Linked DNA regions of Homo sapiens: region 2 is linked to region 1. Evidence: read pairs that join two places in POLR2A ChIA-PET (ENCODE). Cell type or tissue: PC-9. All regions are shown on one strand. Each heading gives the region's core, and the rest is flanking DNA. Links, peaks and the distances in the headings are about the cores only.

Region 1 (8,496 bases), core at 3,528-7,527:
CAGAAATGAGGTAATGAGAGCGGTGATCACTCACTCTAAAAACATTCTTGAAATAATGACTGGTGTCTGACATTCACCTTCAGAAGCTTTCCTCTAATCATCAGGAAATATTCACCATCTTCACTGGCACCTTTAAGTCTTTTTACCTCCTTGCAATTCTGGGGTAACTCACCTAGAAAACACCAATCACAAAAAATAGGGTGTGATGATCCGAGATGTGAATTATCTGCCTATAGAATGAATGACATTGTTCGCACTAAAACTTTTTAGCAAAGCGAATGATTTCCTTCAGAAAAAATTCTATATTTCTAAAAAGGGCAGGCAATCAAATGAACAAAGACATCCTGTTCTTCATGCTAAAGAAAGATAACTTCAGTTGGCCAACTTACAGTTATAGACATTACGGCAGGTTTTTCGTTCTTCTGGCTTCAGATCAGTGTGGCATAAGTGGCTGGGTTGGTCCTCATTGGTTAAACATTGCACAGATCTCTGCATCACTCCAACACCACAAGACACTGAGCACTGTAAGACAAATGAGAGTCAGCGGTGTGGCTATGGAATGTGGGAGGCATAGGCTTCTGGTGGTGTGGAGCTCAGAGCCCTGATGTCATCATGTACAGGGTGTCACTTCAGACCCTGTGTCGCTGAATACAAAAAGCTGACATTTACTGAGCACTTACTATGGGCCAGTCCCTGTGGTAAGCTTTATAGATTCATGTTCATGCATTTATACAAACATATATATGTATAAAACACTTATATGTGTAATTTTACACACACACACACACACACATAATTTTTTCATTTAAGCCTCACAGTACCCCTATGAGATAGTATTACCATTATCTTATTTTTACAGGTGGGAGATTGGGGCTCAAATTTAAGGAATTTGTTCAAGGTCATAGTGGAGCCAGGATTCAAACCCTAACTGCTTCCAAGTCGTTATACACTTTTGCCTGATCACTTTTCATTTCTTTCTTTCTTTTTTTTTTTTTTGAGACAGAGTTTTGCTCTTGTTGCCTAGGCCGGAGTGCAATGGCACAATCACAGCTCACGGCAATCTCCGCCTCCCAGGTTCAAGCGATTCTCCTGCCTCAGACTCCCGAGTATCTGGGACTACAGGCACGCACCACCTCGCCCAACAAATTTTTGTATTTTATTAAAGCAGTGTGTAGAGGGAAATATATAGTACTAAATGCCCACAAGAGAAAGCAGGAAAGATCTAAAATTGACACCCTGACATCACAATTGAAAGAACTAGAGAAGCAAGAACAAACACATTCAAAAGCTAGCAGAAGGCAAGAAATAACTAAGATCAGAGCAGAACTGAAGGAGATAGAGACACAAAAAGCCCTTCAAAAAATCAATGAATCCAGGAGCCGGTTTTTTGAAAAGATCAACAAAATTGATAGACCACTAGCAAGACTAATAAAGAAGAAAAGAGAGAAGAATCAAATAGACACAATAAAAAATGATAAAGGGAATATCACCACCAATCCCACAGAAATACAAACTACCATCAGAGAACACTATAAACACCTCTATGCAAATAAACTAGAAAATCTAGAAGGAATGGATAAATTCCTGGACACATACACCCTCCCAAGATTAAACCAGAAAGAAGTTGAATCCCTGAATAGACCAATAACAGGCTCTGAAATTGAGGCAATAATTAATAGCCTACCAACCAAAAAAAGTCCAGGACCAGACAGATTCACAGCCGAATTCTACCAGAGGTACAAACAAGAGCTGGTACCATATCCTTCTGAAACTATTCCAATCAATAGAAAAAGAGGGAATCCTCCCTAACACATTTTATGAGGCCAGCATCATTCTGATACCAAAGCCTGGCAGAGACACAACAAAAAAAGAGAATTTTAGACCAATATCCCTGATGAACATCGATGCAAAAATCCTTCATAAAATACTGGCAAACCGAATCCAGCAGCACATCAAAAAGCTTATCCACCATGATCAAGTTGGCTTCATCCCTGGGATGCAAGGCTGGTTCAACATATGCAAATCAATAAACGTAATCCATCATACGAACAGAACCAAACACAAAAACCATATGATTATCTCAATAGATGCAGAAAAGGCCTTCAACAAAATTCAACAGCACTTCATGCTAAAAACTCTCAATAAATTAGGTATTGATGGGACATATCTCAAAATAATAAGAGCTATATATGACAAACCCACAGCCAATATCATACTGAATGGGCAAAAACTGGAAGCATTCCCTTTGAAAATTGGCACAAGACAGGGATGCCCCCTCTCACCACTCCTATTCAACATAGTGTTGGAAGTTCTGGCCAGGGCAATCAGGCAGGAGAAAGAAATAAAGGGTATTCAATCAGGAAAAGAGGAAGTCCAATTGTCCCTCTTTGCAGATGACATGATTGTATATTTAGAAAACCCCATCGTCTCAGCCCAAAATCTCCTTAAGCTGATAAGCAACTTCAGCAAAGTCTCCGGATACAAATACAATGTGCAAAAATCACAAGCATTCTTATACACCAATAACAGACAAACAGCCAAATCATGAGTGAATTCCCATTCACAATTGCTTCAAAGAGAATAAAATACCTAGGAATCCAACTTACAAGGGATGTGAAGGACCTCTTCAAGGAGAACTACAAACCACTGCTCAACGAAATAAAAGAGGACACAAACAAATGGAAGAACATTCCATGCTCATGGATAGGAAGAATCAATATCATGAACATGGCCATACTGCCCAAGGTAATTTAAAGATTCAATGCCATCCCCATCAAGCTACCAATGCCTTTCTTCACAGAATTGGGAAAAACTACTTTAAAGTTCATATGGAACCAAAAAAGAGCCTGCATTGCCACGACAATCCTAAGCCGAAAGAACAAAGCTGGAGGCATCATGCTACCTGACTTCACACTATACTACAGGCTACAGTAACCAAAACAGCATGCTACTGGTACCAAAATAGAGACATAGACCAATGGAACAGAACAGAGCTCTCAGAAATAACACCACACATCTACAACCATCTGACCTTTGACAAACCTGACAAAAACAAGAAATGGGGAAAGGATTCCCTATTTAATAAATGGTGCTGGGAAAACTGGCTAGCCATATGTAGAAAGCTGAAACTGGATCCCTTCCTTATATCTGATACAAAAATTAATTCAAGATGGATTAAAGACTTAAATGTTAGACCTAAAACCATAAAAACCCTAGAAGAAAACCTAGGCAATACCATTCAGGACATAGGCATGGGCAAGGACTTCATGACTAAAACACCAAAATCAATGGCAACAAAAGCCAAAATAGACAAACAGGATCTAATTAAACTAAAGAGCTTCTGCACAGCAAAAGAAACTACCATCAGAGTGAACAGGCAACCTACAGAATGGGAGAAAATTTTTACAATCTACCCATCTGACAAAGGGCTAATATCCAGAATCTATGAAGAACTTACACAAATTTACAAGAAAAAATCAACCCCATCAACAAGTGGGCGATGGATATGAACAGACACTTCTCAAAAGAAGACATTTATGCAGCCAAAAGACACATGAAAAAATGCTCATCACTGGCCATCAGAGAAAGGCAAATCAAAACCACAATGAGATACCATCTCACACCAGTTAGAATGGCGATTATTAAAAAGTCAGGGAACAACAGGTGCTGGAGAGGATGTGGAGAAATAAGAGCGCTTTTCCACTGTTGGTGGGACTGTAAACTAGTTCAACCATTGTGGAAGACAGTGTGGCTATTCCTCAAGGATCTAGAACGAGAAATACCATTTGACCCAGCCATCCCATTACTGGGCATATACCCAAAGGATTATAAATCATGCTGCTATAAAGACACATGCACACGTATGTTTATTGTGGCACTATTCACAATAGCAAAGACTTGGAACTAACCCACATGTCCACCAATGATAGACTGCACTAAGAAAATGTGGCACATATACACCATGGAGTACTATGCAGCCATAAAAAAGGATGAGTTCATGTCCTTTGTAGGGACATGGATGAAACTGGGAACCATCATTCTCAGCAAACTATCACAAGGACAGAAAACCAAACACTGCATGTTCTCACTCATAGGTGGGAACTGAACAATGAGAACACTTGGACACAGGGTGGGGAACATCACATACCGGGGCCTGTCATGGAGTTGGGGGCAGGGGGACGGATAGCATTAGGAGATACACCTAATATAAATGACGAGTTAATAGGTGCAGCACACCAACATGGCACATGTATACATATGTAACATACCTGCACTTTGTATACATGTACCCTAGAACTTAAAGTATAATAATAAAAAAATTATATTTTAAGTAGAGACAGGATGTCACCATGTTGGCCAGGCTGGTCTCGATCTGCTGACCTCATGGTCCGCCGACCATGGCCTCTCAAAGTGCTGGGATTACAGGTGTGAGCTACCATGCCTGGCTGCCTGACAACTTTTCAAGACTGAGAGCTGCCTGGTCCAGAGCCAGGGGGCTGTGACAGTCTTCCAGGGCAGTCCCAATTTAAAATATTCTGCCTTGTTGTATCCCAGTGCAATGAAGTATTTCTTACATAGAAGCACTAGAACATACAGACTTCTTAACAACATAAGCAACAATAACTACTCCTTCTGTAACTCTTATGAGTATCAGATTTTAAGCATTTTTTTAAAACAAATTTGCAGTAAAATATATATAAAACATTTGCCATTATAACCTAAGTGCTTTTTATATATAGGCTGAGTATCCCTTATTGGAAGTGCTGGGGACCAGCAGTATTTTGCATTTAAGATTTTTTTTTTTTCAGATTTGGAATACTTGCAGTATTACTAGTTGGATATTCCTAATCTGAGCATCTGAAACTCAAGATGCTCCAAGGAACATTTCATTATGGTGTCATATCGACACTAAAAAATGTTTGGATTTTATAGCATTTTGGATTTTGGATTTCTGGATTAGGGATGCTCAATCTGTGTAAACTCATTTCATCTTCACAACTACCAGTTTTGCAGATGAGAAAACTGAGACACAAAGGTTATGCAACTTGCCCAAGGTTGTTCACCTGGGAAGTGGCAGAACCAGGGTTCAGATCCAGACTGTCTGGCTTCAGAGCCCATGTTCTAAGCACAAAGCCACTTTGGTAAACAGAAAGAAGTCCCTTTGATCCCTGTTAGCCCATTTCAAGTTGCTAACTCCAGGGTTTCTCCTGGAAGTAGAGTTACTAAGGAGAGCGGGTTAGGCAGGACATGTTTAAGACGGGGTTGAGATCCAAGGGCTTTCAGATTTGAGTGCTCAGTCTTCTACTTACGCTCCCCCAGTTGCCAACTCTCCAGGTGGCCGAGACAGGGCAGTCCCTCAGGTAACAGGGGTGAACACTGGGGGGCTGCGTGCCTGGGCAGTTGATGGTGGTTTGGTAGCTGTATTCATAATTCTCCTTCCCGGTGTAAATCTCGCTGCACGAGACAAGCCTTTGTTTGTAGCCTTTTCCACAGGTCACTGAGCACTGCAAAGACAGGGATTGAGAGGAGAGGTTCGAGCAGTTCCTGGGGGCAGCCCACAATAGGCCCCTGACCTCCACACCAAGCGCTGACCGTGTGACTATGCTGCAGAAAGCTCCCACTTCATTAGCTTATTTATTCATTTCAAGTGGCAGGCCCTGAGCGCACAGGAGACAGGCAACCCTACAGGGTGCCTCTGGGATCTGGTGCTTCCACTGGCATCTTCTCAGCCCCCACTGCAGGTGGGGTTGCCTCAAACCCCTTCTGGAGGTTTCGAAGGGAGGAGGAGGGGGAGGTGCTCCAGCTGTCATTCATTCAGTTTGCATCTTCAGCCCAACTGCACAGGTTGGCAAACTGCTCTTTTCTAAAGCTATGATGACCACCAAATTGGGAAGGGAAGAGGAGACAGCAGCAGCTGACCCGTGAGTCGGCATTTTGAGTGTGAAATCCAAGCACTGAGCCAACGGGGACTCTGGGACTGTTTTCCTTCCCTCCGTGGTGCTGTTGGCTTTCCTACCTGCCCTCCATTTAATTTCTTTCTCCTATCTCTCTCCCTGGCTATAGATTTTTTTTTTTTTTTTTTGAGACTGTGTCTCACTCTGTTGTCCAGGCTGGAGTGCAGTGACATGATCTCCGCTCAATGAAACCTCCGTCTCCCAGGTTCAAGTGATTCTCATGCCTCAGCCTCCCAAGTAGTTGGGATTACAGGTGTGTGCCACCACACCCAGCTAGGCTATAGATGTTGACTGGCATGTTACCTTTCTGCTTTTCTACCTCTTGCTCTATATCACGCCCTCATCTGTACTCTTTTATCCTAAGTCTATGGCATTTAAACATACTCTACCAATACAGAAATGCAGAAGAAATACACATCGTTATAGTGTCCCAACTTTCAACCTCCTTAGCTAAGTTTTTTTTTTTATCATTTTCTATATAAAAAATAAAACAGAGTTACAATTAATTTAGTTTTGATGATATTTTTAGGCAACAGCATCAAATAACTGGTCATCTTTTGTAAATGTGCTTCATAAACTTGGGGTAGAGTGCCGGTATTCTCTAGACTTACGGTTCTTGGGTGAGGGTGGGATAAATACCCCAAAACAGTATGCCACATGTGGTGTGTTATGCTTTTTCTGGGGTGAGGGACCACAGCTTTCATCAATTCTCAAGGGCAGTGAGAAGCCACAGTGTCTGCTCTGCCCTAATGTCTCCTGCTGCTTTTAGTCACATAGTTTTCTTCTCCTGCAACTTTTCCAGGGAAAAGGCTCTCCTTGAAGAAATCCCAGAGGCAGGAGAGAACAAGTCCAGCTAGAGGCACGCAGAGCATCCCTAGGCCTTCCCTTCCAGTTGGCTCGAGACATAGAAATGCTCTGTGTACATTTCTTCCTTCTTTGGCTGCTGCTGTTCAAATGTTTGAAGGCCAAGTTGACGCCAGGCCAGGAAAGTGTAAGGCCAGCCCGGGGTGTTTCATGCAGATGGCTAACAAACTCTGTCCAAGCTGTGGGTAATCTTAGTGTCTGACCCAGTGTTGCATGCATTGACAACAGTCCATACTAACTTAAACAAAGTTGTGCATTTGAGAGGGGCAAGGAATGAGACTCTTGACCCCTACAAACCAGGAGCAAAAGTCGTCCCCTGGCTATTTATGTGGGGGGGAGCCCAGTGGGAGACAGGCATTTGCTGATGGAACTGAGCCCCAAATATGGTCAGGCTAAACACAGAGGCCTCCACATCTCTATAAAGAAGCTGGCAAGAACAGATGCTCTCAGCTAGCTGATATCAGCATTGTGAAAATGTTGACTGCTGCTGGTTTCCTCAAACCATTTCAGAGAGAAACTCATACTGTAGACTCTGCATGCCTTGGTGTATGTGCTTGGTTCCACATGAGCACGTATTACTTTTCTAAATTGAAAATAACAGCAAAGCAAAACAATAAGACTGTGGGCTCCCTGCATGAGCTGTACACTTCAGGCCCTGCTAGAAAATGCATGTGTCAATCAGGACTGACAGAGCTCTTCTTTGCCAGTCTAGCTCGGGCCTCCGCCAATTCAGGTGGAGTAGAGCTCAGAGAAAAACACACAAAGAAGCCTCCAGGTAATAGAGGTCCCAGAGAGAAGGCATGTCTTCTTTTCTAGAGAGGATGCTGGTGCCAGTCCCTTTCGGCCCCTCTCCCCTCATTGCAGGTTTCCTTCCCTGTGGTCCCTGTATCTGTGCTAAATACTGTTTCCAGCCCTGTAGTTGTTGCCCATAAATTTGCAGACTTTTCAATTCATGATACACCTGCAAATTTACAGAAATGTGGAAGGCTTCCTTTTTTCTTTTCAATCTTCTCCCTGTTTCATCTTTTGGGGGTTATGGTTATATTAAAGCTATAGGAGTAATATGACTCAAGTCCCATAATAAAAGTGCTACACAAGAGATAAGCTAAGATGAAGATGTCAATCTTGGCCAGGTGAAAGGTGAGATCCCCCTGCGTTGGGATCTGGATGGGTTGGAACCTATGCCTCAAACCCAATATCAAGAACTATTCTGAACACTCATTTGGATTCCACATGTTCCTGGCTGGCCAAGAGCAAATCAATGTCGTAAAGATCAGAACCATGTCTCCTCTTCACTCTCTAAGGGCATGCGGTACTACTCAGGGCATACCGAGAAGATGCAGGGTTGGGGTCGAGCAGGGTTTCCCAGCCTCAGCACCACTGACATTTGGGCCAGATAATTCTGTATTGTGAGGGCTGCCCTGCGCACTATAGGATTCTTAGCCCCATCCCTGGCCTCCACCTTCCAACCCTGGCCAGTAGGGTCCCCTTTCCCCAGCTGTCACAACCAAACTGTCTCTAGACACTGCCAAATGTCCCCTCGAAGGACAAAATTCACAGGAATAAAGGATAGGGCGAGATAATTAGAAAAGACTTTGGGATCAGCTTTAGTGCAGGAAGCAATTCAACACCCAACACACACATCATCTAAATGCAAATATTCATCTCATTAACATGT
Region 2 (8,496 bases), core at 1,583-5,582, 480 kb after region 1:
ACAACCCTAACAATTCTGGATAGAACAGTCCGAACAAAAACCAAAAAAACACCTCCGCATACCAAGTCAGGAGTCTCAGTCTTAAAAGACAGCACCCACTCCCAATACAGGAAAACAGCCAAAAAAAAAAAAAAAAAAAGCCACTGTGTTTCCATACGACCAACGTTTTCCTGATGTCAGGTAACTGAGACCTTCACACTACACTCAGCCCTACACCTACCTTACTGCTTCTCACCGTAGACTAGTCTGCTGGCCCCGCATCTCAAAACCCCGGCTCCACCTATAGTGGCCCATACCTTTCCCTATTTTAGTGGTGCTTAGTGACAGCTCGCATCTGGTTTTTCCCTCAGCAAAGGCAACTGCAGCTCACTGCTGAGAATATTACTAAAGCAAATAATTCATTTAGCCCAAACCTAATAATCCCTCCTCAAAACTCAGAGAATATGAAAAAGAATTGCCCCTTCTAGTTCCCTCGGCATTATGGGAACAAGCAAGACTTTCATTTACTTCAGCAGTCCATATGTTTGAAGGTCAAACAACACCTGGGTATTTCTTTGAAATGAACTAATTGAGCCTGGATGATTTAGAGTTAGTCTTGCTGAAAGACTCACTGGATCTCCAATGGTAACCCAAAACCTGCTTTTGAAAACTCTGGATTCCTCCAACCCCAGCTTTATCAAATGGCAAAGAATATTTGATGCTGTTCAAAGATTAAGGCCTGGATCAAACTGAGTAAAAAGAAAGAGAAAGGATTGCTTTCAAACTACTATGAAAAAGAGCCTTGGCCCCAGGTGTTCAGAGTGGTAAAGAAATCAGAGCCAGCCAAAGGGAAATCAGGCAGAGGGCCTAGAAAGGAATAGTTTTCAAATGCTAAGTGTGCATAGAGAGCAACTGGGAGGCATCTTGACAATGCAGGCTTCCCACCTGGTTTTTCCCTTGTATTCCTCCCCACTTCCTTTTTTTTTTTTTTTTTTTTTTGAGACAGGGTCTCGTTTGGTCACCCAGGCTGGAGTGCGGTGGCACAACCATAGCTCACTGCAGTTTCAACCTCTTGGGCTCAAACAATCCTCCCACCTCAGCCTCCCAAATAGCTGGGACTACAGGTGTGTGCCACCATGCCCAGCTAATTTTTGTAATTTTTTTTTGTGGAGACGAGGTTTCTCCTTTCCCAAGCCTAAACTCCTGAGCTCAAGTAATCCACTTGCTTTGGCTTCTTAAAGTGCTGGGATTACAGGCGTCATATGGTTTGGCTGTGTCCCCACCCAAATCTCATCTTGAATTGTAGCTCCCATAATTCCCATGTGTTGTAGGAGGGACCTGGTGGGAGATACTTGATTCATGGGGGCAGTTTCCCCCATAGTGTTCATGTGGTAGTGAATAAGTGTGGTAGTGAATTCATGTGGTAGTGAATAAGTCTCATGAGATCCAACGATTTTATAAGGGGAATCCCCTTTTGCCTCACTTCTCTCTTGCCTGCCACCATGTAAGATATGCCTTTCACCTTCTCCCATGATTGTGAGGCTTCCCCAGCCACGTGTAACTGTGAGTCCATTAAACCTCTTTTTCTTTATAAATTACCCAGTCTCGGATATGTCTTTATCAGCAGCATGAAAATGGTCTAATAAAAGGTGTGAGCCACTGCTCTCAGCACTGTTCCCCTTTTAGCTAGTTTTCATGGAAACCTCGTTCATAGGAACACACCAAATTAACACATACAGAGACCAGTTTGATTCAGATTGGGAGAAACGCATCGACTTCACCTAATTGTTTGCATCACATGCTGCCATGAACACCAATTGGTTAGTTTGGTTTATGTCAGGTGACTTCTATCTGAAAGCCAAAGGTGGTCTCAAGGTGGAAAATCCCCTCTTTGCCTATTGGTCCTCCAGTTTCACAAACACATAGGACCTTGTATTTGTCTGTATCGTTTTCACTGGCACTGTGGTGAAGTATTTCCCCATTGGACTATTAATATCTTATTCTGCACTTGACTGTGAACTTCATGTGGATCCCTGCCCATCTTGGTCATAACTGCATTAATAACTGAATAAATCATAACTGAATTATTAATAGTCATAACTGAATTAATAAACGAATGGCATTAGAAACCAGTGACTGGGCTAACAAGAGCTCTCTGGGGCAAATACATTGGGTGATACATAATTTTTTTAAAAAATGGAGAAAATGTACAACCATTTATTTTCATCTTATAATTTTAAAATGTACATATTTACCAAGAATTATACTGTTTGGTTTCAACCACACTCAACCATTATGATTGAGGGAGAGTATGGAAACTGAAATAATAACAATAGAGTATAATAATAATAATGCTCAGAGCTAAGATTTATGAAGGACTTGTGTGTCTGGCCCTGTGCTAGGTTTTGCTTATGTATTACCTCATATAATTGCCTCAACCAGTCTATGAGGTAGGTATCTCCACTTTACAAAATGAGGGGACTGGGAGCTGCCCATGAGGATTCCAATATGCCTGTGCTCTCAAACAGTATGCAGAGACTATACAGGAAGGTTCATTCATTCATTCATTCAACAAATATCTGAGTATGTACTATTACTATCCTAGAACAAAATAGTGCAGATAATAAACAAAAACACATACCATCTCAATTCTTTTGGTGTTTATAGTATAGTAGGGGAGATAGATGTTAATCAATAACCACACAAAAATGACAAATACACAGCTGTTTTAAGTGTTATAAAGGAGCAATATATATCATTAGGAGAAATTGGTCCTAGGCAGCTTTATTGAGCTGAGACCTGAGGGAGGAGTAGATGTTAACCAGAGAAGGAGAAGAAGGAGAAGTGTTCAAGGAAAAAGGAAGAGCTGTGCAAAGGCCCTGTGGTAGGAGGAAATGTATGCTTGATGAGGGAATAAAAGCAAGCTATGAGAGTCTGGAACGTGAGAGCAAGAGACTGTATATAGCCAGAAAGGTAGGTGGGCCCTAGAGCAGTGGTTTTCAGACTTGAGTATATACATCAGAATCACTTGGAAGGCTTGTGAAAACACAATCTGTTGGACCCCTTCCCCAGAGTTTCTGACTCAGCAGATCTAAAGTGAGACGTAAGATGTTGAATTTCAAAACACACTACTGGGTGATGCTGATGGATTCCAAGACTACACTTTGAGAACCACTGCCCTAGACTAGGTAGCACCTGGTGAGCTATGGGGCCGATTTCTGACTGTGTCCTAAGAAGAATGAAAAATAATGGGAGGATTCTAAGCTCGGGAGTGACATGATGCAATTTACATTTTGAAAAATGCAGGGTAGAGACAAGATGGTAGAGAGGCCAGGGTGGATGCAGGTAGATCAGCCCAAGGGTAAGCTGCAGTGCTCAGAAAAGACACCACTGTGGCATGGCCTAAGGTGATGGCCAAGGAGGTAGACAGAGGTAGGTGGATTCAAGAGAGATTTAGTCGGTGAAATCAGTAGAACTTGGTGATGAATAAGGGGGTTAAGGGAGAGATTAGCTGTTTGGCTTCTGCGTGAGCAAGTAGACAGAACAGTGGTGTTGTTCAGCGAGAGAGACCCTGGAAGAGGACCAGGCCTGGGAGAGAAGATCATGAGCTCAGTCCTGGACATGCTGAACGCAAGGTACCTTCAAGGCATTCAAAAGATGGTAAGTAGACAGTTGATATATGGGTCTGGAGTTAAGGGCAAGATCAAGACTGGAGATAAAACCATGAGTCATCTGAGTATATATGCAACTTGAAACCACAGGGGTGGATGAGATCACTGGGTAGAGAAATTAGAGTAAGAAGAGAGGGCCTAGGACCTCCAACAGCTAATGGCTGGGTAAAAGAAAAAGAACCTACAAAGGAGGACAAGGAACACTAGGAAAATAAACAGAGAGAATTGTGCCCAGAAATCAGGGAAAGGGAAGAAACAGTAGGCAATAGTACCAGTGATGCTCAGATGACAACTAAGATGAAGACTAAAGAATGTCTGTTTAGGAATGTGGAGGTAACCATGGTGAGAGGTAATTTGGTGAAGAAGGAGAGGAGAAGTTGGGAGTTTAGCAATGTGGAGGTAACCATGGTGAGAGGTAATTTGGTGAAGAAGCAGAGGAGAAGTTGGGACTAGGCCACCACTGACATTGGGGGAAGAGAGTGTTTAATCTCCAACCTTCACTTAGTATTATTTTCAATATCCTTCCCTCCCAGTTATAGCCCAAACACGTTATTTTCCCTCCCTATTCACTGCCAAATGAATCAGAAGTTCACTCTCCTTTTTTTTTTTTACCTCCCACTTACTCTTCCTGCAACTCTAATTTGAATTATGGCCTACGAATATTTTTACTAAATATTACAATTTATCTATTTTTTATTTGTTTCAACACACAGAAGAGTTGCAAAAATTTACCTGCTCTTAACAAGAAACATATCATCTCTGATTTGTCACTAAAGGAGATCTCAAGAATATGAGGCTGTAGGTCCTGATCTTATTTCTCTCACTGGCCAATTAACTTTGCAGAATGGGCAATCATGGGACTATTTACTGACTAGACCAGAGTAATGTAAAGGCAATGTAAAGTTAAAGATCTCACAAGTCCTTTACTTATGTGAGAAGTCTGCCTAAGTGGGAAAACAATTTACTTTTCTAGTGCAAATCACTCTCTGCTCGACAGCAAATTTAGAATCTGGAATTCAGAGCCGGTTAAATCAGGACACAAACCTTGGATTTGTAAATTTCCACTGGTGCAAACTTGGACAAGATACTCAATATCTCTGAGGCTTATTTTTTAATTTATGATTTAAAAAGCATAACAATACATACCTTAAAATATAGTTGTAAAGTATTAACTGCTCAGCATACTTTGTGTTAAACAATTCCATTATAACAGAGTCACTCTAGTGGTGCTCAAGCAACCACAAAGGAGAATAAGAAACAGTCATACAAGAAAGCATGTTTTCTAAATAATATCCTTAAATCCTGAATAATTTGTTTGGGCTTTTCTATATTAGCCCCTTTAAAACACTTTTAAATCTATTACACTTTCAAATTCATTCACCATGAATTGTGCCCTCTTCAACCATTATTGAACTCATCCAAAAAGGGGTTTGTTGAAGGTGCTTTTCAAAATTCAATACTCATTTCAGGTAAACGTTTATTTTTTAAAACAATTTTTAATTAAGTAAAATTAAATACTCCAAAGTTTTTACTATTTAATTTCTGTTTAAATAAAAATAAGAAATCAGGTGGTTATAAAACAAGAGAGAAATACATGAATGGAACTAGTTGATTTAATTTAGCGTTGTGCAAATAAAACAACCATATGAAAAAAACAGCAAGGAAATCATGGCCTAACACAGTTCCCTAGGGAAAAGAAGCAGAATAGACAATGGAAATGTATACCATTCATTCATTTTTTCATTCATTAAATCAGTTCTGAATACTTAGTAAAAGGCCCAGGGCTAGGATCAAAACCAAAATAAATAGCTTTCGTTGTTGATTTTGAATTTCCATCTTGCCAGGTACAGCCTTGACTCATTGTTGAAAGTAGTTGTAGAGCCAGCAGGTTGGATGCCAAGGAGAAGAGAAGAGGTGTGCTTTATGTATGGGTTCCATGGAGCTCCACTGGCACAATCAGTTAGTGCACGGTCCTTACATGTATGGATTCTCTGCAATTTGCTACAAGAAAAACAAATAATTACTGCATCAAAATTTCCACATTGAGTTTACCTGCCTATGTCCAAGCCAACGGCAAGAGAAATGCCATTCAGAAAAAGTTCTCCATCCAGTAGCATCATTGATCAACTCACCAAAATAGTAATAATACTAATGATGACCACGATGATGATTGTGATGGTGATGTTATGAGTCTTTACCTAGTATTTAAAAGCAATGCACATGTATTTACCTGTGTTATCTCTTTCTCCCTGGCAAAAACCTCAGGGTAGGAAGACTATTATAATCTCCATTTTGTAGACAAGGAAACTGAAGATAGGATAGGTTAAGGAATTTGTTCAAGGTCACACCAGTATAAGTGGAAGGATAAGACCTAAAAGTATTTTTTCTATGGTGTTGCTCCCATTTTAAAATTAAATTGCTTTTGGCTCCAAAATAAATATCCCAATTTGTAGATTTTTAAAATTCTATATCCTTATTTGCTCTACCAAAGGACTCTTTGATGGTCATAATAATCGCTACAAATCAGGGTTAAAACTACATTTCTCCCCCCAGCGTACCCCCTTTTCTGATCTACTCAGCAAAGCAGCTCAGTTTTCATCCTAGAAAACTAGCCTTCCCCAACACCTCTCCTGGCAGGGAAGCCCCATCTGATAGACCCTTGAGCGCTTTCTGTAAATTAATCACTCTGGATCCTGAAGCTCAGCAAAACTTTCTTAGTCTAACCCAAGAGCAGTAACTATTTCTCGCACCAAAAGAATGCTCTCCCTCACTGCCATAAAGGCCTCTGAGAATAGCCAAAAGGAAATGGCAGGACTGCTATTTACTCTGAGGTCATCTATAGCACTGGTGGCCTGTAGACCTGAGCAGAAAGGATATTCCTTCATTGGGGTAAGATTTTCTAGCCACAGACTTTTTGTTTTTTTGTGACAATTTTTTTTTCAAGGACAGTATCATCTTCTTTAAGGAAGTTTTTGCCTTTCATGGGTCATTTCGAATTTTTGCTGAGACACAGCCTTGGCTAGCTCAGCATCAGATCCCTGTACCATCTGGGGGGTTATTTTTTAAATATAAGATCTAATCATTTTATGCTAAGGGGCTATATTCTTTGTGAAATTCTAAAGGCCAGTAAAACCACAAAGATCCTACTTTTCATTCAGCATAGGTTGCTGTGTCTTTAAACCAAAGGTATTCCTAGTTCGAAATGGAATAAACTTTTGAGAGCACTTATTATATTCAGCCTCTGTGCTTAAAGGTAATATATATAAACTATTGCTTTTATAATCCCTACACGAACTCTTGAATGTGAGAATTATTGTGAATTCCATTTTACTGATGAGAGCATGGTTAAGTAACTTGCTCCAAATATTGACAATTTTTGAAGCTAGTGATGGGTACACAGAAGATCACTGAGTTATTTTCTCTAATTTTGTTTATGTTTAAAATTGTTGATAATACGATGTTGTCATTGTTGTTGCTTTTATAGTAACTTTCCAGAAGACCCCTAGTTCATGAGTAGAGTCTGGGGTTTTAAACCCAAATCTATTAGCCTGCAAAGCCCAAGCTCTTAAACATGACCATACTGTTGAATATTGCCCAGTTGACAGTTTTAGCCAACGTCTACCTGATGCCAAAACAGCTTCCTAGAAAACCAAAACCCAAACCAAAGTCAGTCTATTTGATGTACTCAGCAGCAGGCAACCATCCTGAAATGATTCTTAGATCAAAATTCTTGAGTATATCGAATTACAAAAAGCATTTTCTTGGTGAAAATACCTAATTTTCAGAGTAATCAAAGCTGCATCCTTACCACCAATAAGCTTTATTTATTTAGCATACCATTTGTGGTCTAAACAACCTCCCTTTAATGGGTATGTCAGGCCCAAGAACAGCAAAGATGGCATCTGGATGCAATCTCAACATAAAATGAGCATCACATTTACTGTTTCCTGGTTATTTAGCCCTCAGCATGGAAATCCATCTTAAACAATGACTGGGGGATCTTTGAGCCTTGGTCTACATGATCTTTTTATTAAACACCTAACCAGCAATATGCAGCTCGTGTTTCTGTAACTGATCACTATTGCTTTTATGGCTTTATTCTCTTGTTTATTAACGCGACACATAAAATATACTTGTTTTCTAAGTGAAAGCAACACATTTATTTTCTCCTGGTAAAATCTTACAAGACCCTGTGATACATCCTGCCATCCTTGAATATTGGGAAAGCAGGCTTAAGATTTATCCTGACACCAAATCTCTCATCATAATTATGAACAATTTCTAGCTCCAACTATTGGAGACTTTACCCCCATGCCTTGCCACTTCATTTTATCTTTGCGGAAACATGAGATTTCTCCCTCTTGCCAAAGTTTGGTTTAAGTGGACCTCAGACTTGCCTGAGGGATAGTTTCTGGAGAAGCATGGAGTTCTGGGAAGCCTCAGCCATCTCTCAGGGGAAAAGCGTTGCTTAGTTTGTAAAAAGAAAAAAGAGAAACTTCTCTGCAGAGCTTAAGAACATAAGCTGAACTGGGGGAAAGGCTGTTGGGGTGTGTTCTTATCACAAAAATGGCTTATTCAGATAATACTTCTCAGCAGAGACCCCTATGGTATTTAAACAGAAGGAAAGCATTTTGATGCACTGAAGACGCTGATAAAGAAGCCATACAACAGCCATTTCCTTGGCCAAATCCGTTATTCTATAAACATCCACACCAGATATAAATAATTTAAATATTGAAAAAATATAAAAAGCCTATCTACCTACCTCTTGCTAAAATAAATTACTAAAACTTGATGTATTTGAGCAAACCAGTTATCGCAGCACTAGGGAGAAAGATGTAAAGCT

Evidence for each region. ChIA-PET counts read pairs that join two places held together with the same protein. Peaks named below come from ENCODE experiments on the same cell type or tissue, not always from the same donor. Only the 100,000 strongest peaks of a DNase experiment are listed, where the experiment ranks them.
Region 2: POLR2A ChIA-PET joins it to region 1 with 5 read pairs; 2 of 35 experiments call an interaction of 5 or more read pairs at or near these places.

What each region holds. Positions count from the first base shown.
Region 1 is chr3:64,541,449-64,549,944 of GRCh38, forward strand. ADAMTS9 (ADAM metallopeptidase with thrombospondin type 1 motif 9) reads right to left here. Exons shown (of 40, transcript NM_182920.2): 32 at 5,310-5,504; 33 at 390-522; 34 at 78-172. Among named protein-coding and RNA genes, the nearest start is that of ADAMTS9-AS1, 16 kb to the right of the region's middle. RefSeq lists an enhancer at 1-562. In PC-9, for the core only: no CTCF peak of the experiment used is centred there; no DNase peak of the experiment used is centred there.
Region 2 is chr3:65,027,357-65,035,852 of GRCh38, forward strand. LOC124909390 (a long non-coding RNA gene) reads right to left here. Exons shown (of 2, transcript XR_007095950.1): 2 at 5,111-5,651. Among named protein-coding and RNA genes, the nearest start is that of LINC02040, 140 kb to the right of the region's middle. In PC-9, for the core only: no CTCF peak of the experiment used is centred there; a DNase peak (open chromatin) is centred at 3,695.